Linked DNA regions of Homo sapiens: all the other regions are linked to region 1. Evidence: chromatin loops called from intact Hi-C (ENCODE). Cell type or tissue: Calu3. All regions are shown on one strand. Region 1 has its middle 36 kb from the start of INTS6L. Region 2 overlaps INTS6L (integrator complex subunit 6 like). Region 3 has its middle 76 kb from the start of INTS6L-AS1. Region 4 has its middle 38 kb from the start of SAGE1.

Region 1 (2,500 bases):
AGAGTGAAGATATTTTCTTGTAGCTAGAACCAGACTTCTACACCAAGTTCAACTCTTTATCAAAATAATATTTACCTTTGTTACATCTAAGTAACAAAACTTTGAATGTGATATCCATTATATTTGTTAATCAAATACAGAACCTCAATTACGTGCATCTTTTTTTTTTTTCTAAATAACGTGGCAGCCCTTTGTCCCTTCTTGCCTTTAAAACCCGACCTACACAGCAAGACTTTTTCTCTCCTGATGCTTACCTGAAGTTACCCTGGGTTCTAAAATGTGTGCCGTTTTGCTCCAGTGTCTGGCTTCCTGCTTCCTATCCTTGATAGGGAGCCTTCTCTCCTTTTCTATGTGTATATGTTACAATTAAACACAATGGATCATATTGTCTATAGAAGTTTAATCTGGTTTATTTCACTTAGCATTATATTACGAGAGCCGTCCACTCTCCAATAGTGTTTTAGGGACAGTATTTTATTGATGAAAATAGAACTGTGGTTTAAAAACATTAAATAGTTAAATTACCATAGTAATTATAAAAAGTAATTACTCCTTTTCCCCAGAATATAATTTTAAAAACACATTCATGCAGAATCAAAACAGAGGTTTCGAAACAGATACAGTAGAGATCCTTCTGGGAATCAAATCAGCAGATTCCCAGCCTTCCCACATTGCCTGATCCCATGGTTCTTGAACTGAACCTCCTCCCCTAATCCTCGTCTTTCTTCACTTCTAAGAATCACTACCTGTTTTCGTCGTGAGAGTTAACACTAGTCAGGGAGGGATGGTTAGGCCCTGGTGATCTTCCATTACATCCAAACAAGGAAAGATCATTTAGAGAGAATTTCTAAGGAAATACCTCTGTCCATGACCTTATCTTAAGTACATTCTACAAGAGATAAAAAATGACGATGGCAACAAGCCAAGAATCCATAGCTCTCATTATCTTGAGTTTGCAGGGTATGAAAATCACAGAATGTCAAACTCTGGAAATCATCCCATCCTTCATTTTGCAGATGCAGAAAAATATCCAGAAAGTAAAGGACTGATTTGAAAGTCACATATCTTGTCAGTGGCAGATCTGGGGCTAAAAGCTCAAATTACTAGATTCTGATTTCAGCACTTTCAGCTCTGCCAAACTATCTAAAACTGGGAATTGCATTACTTGTAGAATGATTTTAGGCTCTAATGAGCAGCAGCTTGCTGAATGGCAGAACAGCCAAAGGAGACTACTGCCACTTGCTGGTAGCATATGTAAATTGTTGAGACTGTTGCAAAAAGGAAATGCATTCATTCATTTATTCATTTAATTCCACAAATATTTACTATCAGCCTGGCATGTGCAAGCAATATGCTGGGTGCTATGGGGATGGCGGTGGAGTCCCACTCTCATGGGCCTGACATTTTAGTACGGAAGTCACAAAAAACAAACAAAAAATTACTTAGTAAAAAAGTGCAAGTGCCTTGAGAGCAGTATAGACACAACCATGTGGGAGTTCAGGGAAAGGACAGTTTCATGCTTTCTCACAGGGATCTGGGAAGAAGGGGGTATGGAGAAAAGATTGGTGAATTTGGCTTCAAAGGACAAATAGTTTAAGATTCGTTGAAATGGTGATAAGGCAGAGCACTCAATCCTAGATCTGGCTAAGCATTTAAAGCCTGAACTCTTAATTAAAAAAAAAAAAATAGGTGTATATCCATGGCACGCGTTTACCTATGTAACAAGCCGGTGCATCCTGCACATGTATCCTGGAACATAAAATAAAATAAAATAAAATAAAATAAAATAAAATAAAATAAAATAATAATTTAAAGATAAGGCCAGGCTCAGTGGCTCACGCCTATAATTCCAGCACTTTGGGAGGCCGAGGCAGGTGGATCACCTGAGGTCAGGAGTTCAAGACTAGCTTGGTCAACATGGCAAAACCCCTTCTGTACTAAAAGTAAAAAAATTAGCTGGGCATGGTGGCGGGTGCCTGTAATCCCCGCTACTTGGGAGGCTGAGGCAGGAGAATCACTTGAACCCGGGAGGTGGAGGTTGCAGTGCGCCCAGATTTTGCCATTGCATGCCAGCCTGGGCAACAAGAGTGAAACTCCGTCTCCAAAACAAACAAACAAACAAACAAACAAATCAAAAAAAAGATTAAAAAAAAGAAATAAAATCTTCTAATGAGAAAAAAGTTGTATATATTTATGGGGTACATGTGACATTTTGATACAGGCATACAGTGTGTACTAATCACATCAAAGTAATTGGGGCATCCATCACCTCAAGGATTTATCATTTCTTTGTGTTGGGAACATTCCAGTTCCACTCTTAGTTATTTAAAAATATACAATAAATTATTGTTGGCTGTAGTCACTCTGCTGTGCTACCAAATGCTAGATCTTATTCATTATATCTATGTTTTTGGACCCATTAACCATCCCCACTCTAAAACCTGAACTCTTAAACATTATGCTGTACAGGCCTTTTGATTGGGTTGAGATTTACAATTGG
Region 2 (2,500 bases), 88 kb before region 1:
CGTACTCTAGATGTATTCCTCTGGCAGCCATGGAGGGGAGGTGAGCTGCTGGGATCTCCCTTCAGGAAAGCAATGGCTGATCCTGCAAGGAGTGCAGTTAGCAGAGAGCCTCCCGCTGCTGTGGTGCCATAGGGATCCGCTGCAGCACTGAGCTGAGGCCATGCCCTTCCCAGGCTGCCCATAGCCAGTAACAGACAATGGCAGGGTGTTAGGGCCTGGCCAGCTCTGCCCAGTGTGGCCCTCCTCTGTAGGAAATCTTGGTGCTAGAGGTCCCCACTGTGCTGGCCAAGACTTTCTCCAAGCTACACCAGTGTCTGAGCTTCTTCACACCCAATTCTCCTTCATTCCTCCTTCCTCTCACAGGTGATGGGCCAGCTTTGTAGCTTGGAAGCTCTGCCTGCCTACTCCAGCTTCATCTCCCCTTTATCTTTCATGGGCGTTACCCACAAAACATATCTTGTCCATTTAATTCCATATTGATATCTGCTGACAATTCCTAAACTGGTCCATTATTAACTACTAACTCCAAAATAGGATTGTCCATTATTTCAAAACTAAAGGAATATGAAAGACATAAATGTATCAGACAAGTTCAAACAAATACAAACTATTTATGTCACAATTTACCTTGTTTAAGAGCCCAATTTGGAAGCCAGCAAATTCTTTGGTGTTCAATTCTGTCAGTCTAAGTGCAGTTTCCCCTGTGATTTCTTTCAATAGTTTTCTAAAATTTTTATTGTGAGTCAAGGACATGCCACCTCCAGAATGATTTTTCACTTTAATTCCAATTTCCTGGGGAGGTTTCTTCCCCACTGATGCTAGTATTCGTTCTGACTCTAGTTTGGTCTAAAATGAAAGTACATAGTATGTTATAAAAACATCTACATTACCACTGTCATTTTTACTACTTAAGAAAGATAATACTTTCAGAACCCCACAGAACAATTTTCAATTACAAATCACAGAAAAATGGATAATTAAACATTTTCCTGTGCTTCTTTGCACTATCACAGCAAACAGATAGGGGGCAGGAAAGACAAATAATATTTTTTTTTCTTGTCTAGTGTCAAAATTATAATAAAATCATGGAGAGAATAAAAACCATGAATAAGAATTTCATTCATAGACATTTAAAAGCACATTTTGTTACTATAAAATCTAGTCTAAGTGAACAGGTTCATTTCAGACTCAGACATAAAGGTTTAAGACTGTATTTATACGTGTAAACTAGTACTAAAATTCAGATCACATCGACTGGCATTATATCTGAAAAAATTAAACTATTTATCTCTAATATTGGACTATCCAAAAAAGGTCTGAAAAAATTAAACTATTTATCTCTTATATTTGACTATCCAAAAAAGGTCTTAGAAGATAATGCTTAATTTAACAGATATTACTAAGTAAGTAATTTGTAAAAAGCCTCTTAATAGGCATTGTGATACCATATTGATTAATACTGCTTGAGTGTATTATAGCAATATATATTTGGCATATTTTGTGTTTTACATACATCTGAAATGGCTCAAGAAACACTGGTGACCCAGTTATTAAATTAGTAATTTGAGCTATTATAAATTAGCTATGATCTTCCCTTTTTCTCAGAAAGATGGAATTCCACCAATGTTTGGTAAACCTAAAATGATTTTGGATTTCTTGTGGTTTGGTGACAGATATTTATCAATTTTCCCTAATTATTGGAATTAAGTCTATGTTTATTATCACTAAAAAATTCTTAAGTCATGAAATATGAGATAAGAGCAAATGAAGCATCTGTTTCCTTAAATGGTCTTGAAAGCTCATTTGTAAAATGATACATGTGCCCCAAAAGGTCCCAGAACTTGCATTAATTAAAATCTCTGTACACTATTCTTCCTTGTGGCCATACCTTGGTGACACAGCCTTAAAGGCTTAGGTAAACATCAAATTAAAAAAAATCGATAGATCAATAGATAGATAAATAAATAAATAACCAAACCAAAACATTTACAACAACCACAAAAAATCTATTAGCAGAGAGGAAAGGAGGTTAGGGGGACACTTGGTAGATTAGAAATCTGGGGTTGCCTTTACTTTCTTTTGCACTTATAAGCACACTGGACTGGTAGGAGCTGGTAAGCTCCAGACCATACTGAAGTTGTTGTCAGTTCCTAGCAAGGTGTGTCGGCATCCCAATTGTGGAGTCACTTTGGTTCTTTGGTGAAATCTGATGTTTTGCTCACTACTCTCCATTTCCTAAAGGCCAAACTTCCAAACACATCCACCTTGAAGCATTATCACCACTGCGAATGCTACTATTGTCCCCTACCTGGGAATACCTTTGTGCATAAGGTAAGTAAAACTGCTGCATTAATTTGTCATATAACATAACACATTCATATGATAGTAAAGTTCTAACTCAGTAGTTCTCAAATATTTCCATCCTACAAGAATGGGCTAAGTAGAGGTGAGAAGTATGATAAGGAACGGTGAGTGGAGGATGAGGTACTAATAGAGAGGG
Region 3 (2,500 bases), 110 kb before region 1:
GGGTGTAGGCTCCATGGCATTCTCTTATCATCCAGAGAACGCTAAATAGTGGGCCTAACCCTCTTTGGATAACTTGCTGAAATCTATAGATATTTTTCCCTGGAAAAATACCCTTACACACAAACTTGGTGTATAATTTCAGAAGTGTGACCAGCCTGAGATCTGATTAATTTAGTGGACAGATGACCCCACTTAAAATCACCAACATTGGGGTACAGAGGGTTTGTAAACTGATGCCAATTATCCTGGACACTATCAGCTTTGTTATTTCCATATAAACAAGGAATTCTCTGCTGAACTCACAGCGGTAGGCAGTGTCATATAGTATTTGTGTGTGCAATCTCTGAAATCTGACAGACCTAGGTTCTGTCACTTTTCCAACTGGATAAACCTGTGAGGGCTGCTTAAATATGCACTCTACGATTCTATTTCCATAAAATGGGCATAAAACAGTATCTAACTCATGGCGCTCTCATAAGGATTACCAGAGATAAAGCACAAAGAGGATAGTGTATGTGCTGGCTAATACATACTTTCCTTTAAGCTTGAAAAAAATAAACTTCTGGGATTTAGTGAAAATGGACATTCTAAATTTTAAAATATTCAAAAATAAACTACTCATACAATAAACACCTTCCTACAAACTAGACTTGATATTTTCAAAATCAATAAAGGCCGACACAAAAACGTGTCTGGTTTCAGCATAGCAAATTTCCTCCTAGTTAACTTGTCTAAATGACTGCTACTTGCAATATCATAAGCATTTCTGTATGTCTAAGTCCTCCTTTATGAAACAAGTAATTCATTATTCCTGAAGTTTTAAATTGATGTATTTAACACAGACAAGCAGTAGGAGAGGAATGATGGAAATTAGAGTAGAAGAAAATCAATAAAATAAAAAAAACAGAAAAATCAATGAAATCAAAAGTTGGTTCACTGAAAAAGTGAAAGAAACCTAACAATCTTTTAACTTGACTGACCAAGGAAAAAAAGAAAGGACTCACAGATTATCAAAATCAAGAATGAAAGGGGGGTAATTAATACTGACCTTATAGAAACTCAGAGGAATAAATTATGAACAACTTTATGCCAACACACTAAACAACTTAGATAAAATAGAAAAAAATCCTAGAAGACAAATTACTGACTCAAGAAGAAATAGAAAATCGAAATAGGACTATTGAAAGAAAAGGGATTTAATTAGTAATTTAAAATCTCCCCACAAATACAAGCCAAGCCAAGGTGGCTTCACGTGTAAATTCTGCAAACATTTACGGAAGAAATAATACCAATACTTGGCAATGTCTTCAAAAAATAACGGACGAAGGAACACTACTTCATTCTATGAAGCCAATATCACCCCGATATCAAAGCCAGACAAATATGTCACAAGATATATTTTCCTGTCAGCTCCAAATTCACCTTTTTATCCCGCTGTGTGAGAAGGGTCTGTGTTCCTCCGCCTATGTCGGCTGTACAGTTGTTACTGAAGGCCGCCTTTAGAGGGCGCCAGAGTCAGCGAAAGGGAGGGCTGCGCTTCCAGGTTCTCTAGGCTGGCACCCACTGAGCGAGAGGCTTCTCCTAGGGACTCTGGCGCCCCACACAGATCCCAGAGTTCGGTTGGAGCAGGGCACGTGGTGGCCTGCAGCTTCCCTTCCTTCCATTGCGCTTGGACCATACGAGTGATCGGTGCTTATGGTGAGACGCCTCCCCATGCGCATCATTCCCGGGCGCCCTAGGGGGCACATTTCCCACAACTCCTAGAGGGCAGGTTTCTAGAAAGTTCCAGCAGTGGTGAGGCACCATAACAACTTTATTGCCATTTTGTGAGGTGCAGCCATACTCCTCTGGCAAGATCAGGGTTTTGTTTTTTTTGTTTTTTGTTTTCTCATTTTTATGTTTGAGACAGAGTCTTACTTTGTCTCTCAGGCTGGCGTGCAGTGGCAGTGAACAGGGCTCACTGCAGCCTTGACCTCCTGGGCTCAAGTGATCCTCCCACCTCAGCCTCCCGAGTAGCTGGGACCACAGGCATGCACCACCATACCTATTTTTTGTAGAGATGGGGTCTCACTATGTTGCCCAGGCTGGTCTCAAACTCGGGCTCAAGCAATCCACCCTCCACGACCTTCCAAAGTGCTGACATTATAGGCGTGAGCAACCACGCCCAGCAAGGTCAGAATATCAACATTGGTGCTAAGATGAATAGGATAGAATTTCATTCAACATTGGGGGGTTGGGGGAGGTTATTTGAGTATTCCATTTAAGATCTGTAGTGGGGAGCTCTTTCCAAGGCACTGTATCTCAGCAGTATTTCAGGATAAACTTTTTGGAAGTTAATCTATCTTAGCTCTGGGTTAAAGGGATTCTTTCCTGTATACTAACCTCAAATTCCCAAAGGTAGATCTCCAATGAGTTCTGCCAATGTGGCAGCCCAACAAGTTCTCTGGCATACACTGAGTAACAGCTGGGCTTACCCGATATGTGGACTTCAACCCTTGGT
Region 4 (2,500 bases), 450 kb before region 1:
TTAATGACTCTATATTGATAAATCTGGTGTGTATCAAATTTATTTTTTCTCTACCTTCATACCCCACCCTCAAGAAACATTTCCACACAAAGTCCCTAGGTTTCTGCCTATTAGCGTTGGAAAAAAATATCAGTAGTTGTTATAGTACATTCTACCCCTACTAATGGGTCACATTATGTACCCTCTAGTTTGGGGCTGGTGGAAACTTGAGTCTTACAGGGTTTTAAATGAAGTAAAGGTGGTGGGTGCAGTTTCTCAGGAGGATCAACAGTGTCCTGCAAGGCCACTACCTCAGACCAGACTATTGCAGGTTCTTCAGGCAGAGGAGAAATAAACTCCTTGGGCGGGAGTGAAGGTGCTTTTTTTTACTTTTTTACACCTTTTTTTAGGTGTCTGAAAGACATATCTCACAGAATTTAGGGGTTCAAGGTACCCAGCTTCATCAAAGTCTGCATATATATCACATTAAAATGTTCAGGATCCCATTCATTCCCAGTCAGTGCTCTACATGAACAGAAGAGACCTTGAGAGATTAGGAATTGCATTCGTGTTGTAATTCAGCCAACTGCAAGATTCACCTTTGGATATGGTTTTCCCAAATATCAGGTATGTGGCTACGGGAGATAATGGGTTCTTTCATGGATGCTTTCTAGCTCTTTATGTGGATCTTGGTATGGATAAGGCTTTAAGGACCTGAGGTCATAATTTTCTTTTCCTATGTTCTCCAGCACATTTAGAGGCAACCAGTCATCTCCATTATACTCCTCATTTTCACTACATTGTTTTTTTTTCTACTTTATTTACTTATCCATTTATTTAAATTTTGAGAAAAGGTGTCTCTCTGTTGCCCAGGCTGGAGTGCAGTGGCATGATCCCGGCCCACTGCAACCTCCGCCTCTTGAGCTGTGGGCGGCAAGCCACCCAGGTGCCGAGGCAAGAGACCAAAGGCACAAGCTGTTTCAGTACAATAAAGGAAATATATACAATAAGAATATTCTAGAAATAGATTATAGATATGATTATATATGAATATTACTAATAATTAGTTTGTAGCATTACTCTTTATTACAATATTATAATAATCTTTGTTCTACAATGATAACCTAGGAAAAACCAGGCCATACAGAGATAGGAGCTGAAGGGACACGGTGAGAAGTGACCAGAAGACAAGAGTGTGAGCCCTCTGTTATGCCTGGATAGGGCCACTAGAGGGCTCCCTGGTCTAGCGGTAACCCAGTGCCTGGGCCTTACCCTGCTCCCTAACCTTGTATCCAATAAATAACAGCGCAGCCAGGTATTCGGGGCCACTGCTGGTCTCCGCGTCTAGGTGGTAGTGGTCCCCCGGGCCTAGCTGTCTTTTCTTTGTCTTGTGTCTTTGTTTCTACGATCTCTCGTCTCCGCAAACGAGGAGAAAAACCCACAGGCCCAGTAGGGCTGGACCCTACACTAAGCCCAAGCGACCTTCCCACCTCAGCCCCCAGAGTAGCTGGGACTATAGGCCTGCGCCACCATACTAGGCTTTTTTTGTAGTTTTAAAATTTTTATTTTATTTTACGTTCTGGGATACTTGTTTACGGAAATCACCTACTTGATCACCTAGACCCTGGCATTCTTACAGGTGCTTGAGTGCAAATAACTAAAAGTGATAATTTAAGAAAATCCCTTGCCACTTCTTGCTGTAGACTACCAGTGCTCTTTTACCATTAGAAACAGGGTCACGAAGGCCTTTAAATCAAATTAGATAAAAGAGAGAACTCCAGAAACCCAGAACAATTTCAGAGAATTTCTTCTTAAAATTCTGTTCTTCTGAAATCACACTTAATACCAAAATCTATATCAATCAAACTTCAACCAGGAAAGCAGAACCAATAGGCGATAATATCTGTGTGTACAGATTTTTCATAATGAAAGGGCCTTCTGCAATGGTAGGAGCTCATTAAGCAGTCTCTGTAAGATTGCTGTCTCCTCCTCCGGTGCTGGAGCAGGGCAGACATGCAGAAGAAAAGATTACATGCAGACTGCACCCAAAGACATGAGCTGGAAAGCCTTAGGAAGACTTACTAAAATCCGTGTCCCTCCTTTTTCTCTGACCTTGGAGGAGAGGGGACTCTGCAGAAGCTGAGCCTTTCAGGGCTGAACTAAATGCATAAGGTCCTTTACTCCTGTCTCAGGTTAGATGTCTCTTTCTCAGAGAGGCCTTCCTTGACTACCAAGTTCAAAGTACCATCCACTCTTGTACCATCTCTTCACCTGATTTCTGCTTTTGGTGAATAACATGTTCTGTAGTTGCTCTGGTTGTTTAGTGCATTTGCCCTCCACTGGAATGTAAGATCCACGAGAACAGTTTAGTTCACTGTTTTTTTCATGCCGATATTAGTGCCTGGCACTTAGAGGGTTTTTAGTCAATGTTGAATAAATGAATTAATTCTTTTACTGTTCGCAGTAATCCTAGGGAATAGCTGCTGTTATCATCCTCTGTTTACAGAAGAGGATATGGAAA

Evidence for each region. A loop is a pair of places that touch in the nucleus more often than their neighbours do. Peaks named below come from ENCODE experiments on the same cell type or tissue, not always from the same donor. Only the 100,000 strongest peaks of a DNase experiment are listed, where the experiment ranks them.
Region 2: it touches region 1 in a loop (13-fold over the local background); 64 of 110 quality-filtered maps call a loop at or near these places.
Region 3: a loop joins it to region 1, with 6 times the contacts of the local background. A loop is called at or near these places in 30 of 110 quality-filtered maps.
Region 4: it touches region 1 in a loop (5-fold over the local background); 23 of 110 quality-filtered maps call a loop at or near these places.

What each region holds. Positions count from the first base shown.
Region 1 is chrX:135,483,563-135,486,062 of GRCh38, reverse strand. No RefSeq gene overlaps it. Among named protein-coding and RNA genes, the nearest start is that of INTS6L, 36 kb to the left of the region's middle. In Calu3, no CTCF peak of the experiment used is centred here; a DNase peak (open chromatin) is centred at 1,232.
Region 2 is chrX:135,571,161-135,573,660 of GRCh38, reverse strand. It overlaps INTS6L (integrator complex subunit 6 like), which reads right to left. Exons shown (of 18, transcript NM_001351601.3): 12 at 628-846. Among named protein-coding and RNA genes, the nearest start is that of INTS6L-AS1, 52 kb to the right of the region's middle. In Calu3, no CTCF peak of the experiment used is centred here; no DNase peak of the experiment used is centred here.
Region 3 is chrX:135,595,725-135,598,224 of GRCh38, reverse strand. No RefSeq gene overlaps it. Among named protein-coding and RNA genes, the nearest start is that of INTS6L-AS1, 76 kb to the right of the region's middle. In Calu3, no CTCF peak of the experiment used is centred here; a DNase peak (open chromatin) is centred at 1,514.
Region 4 is chrX:135,930,790-135,933,289 of GRCh38, reverse strand. No RefSeq gene overlaps it. Among named protein-coding and RNA genes, the nearest start is that of SAGE1, 38 kb to the right of the region's middle. RefSeq lists a silencer at 736-972. In Calu3, a CTCF peak has its summit at 1,231 (motif pointing right); a DNase peak (open chromatin) is centred at 1,229.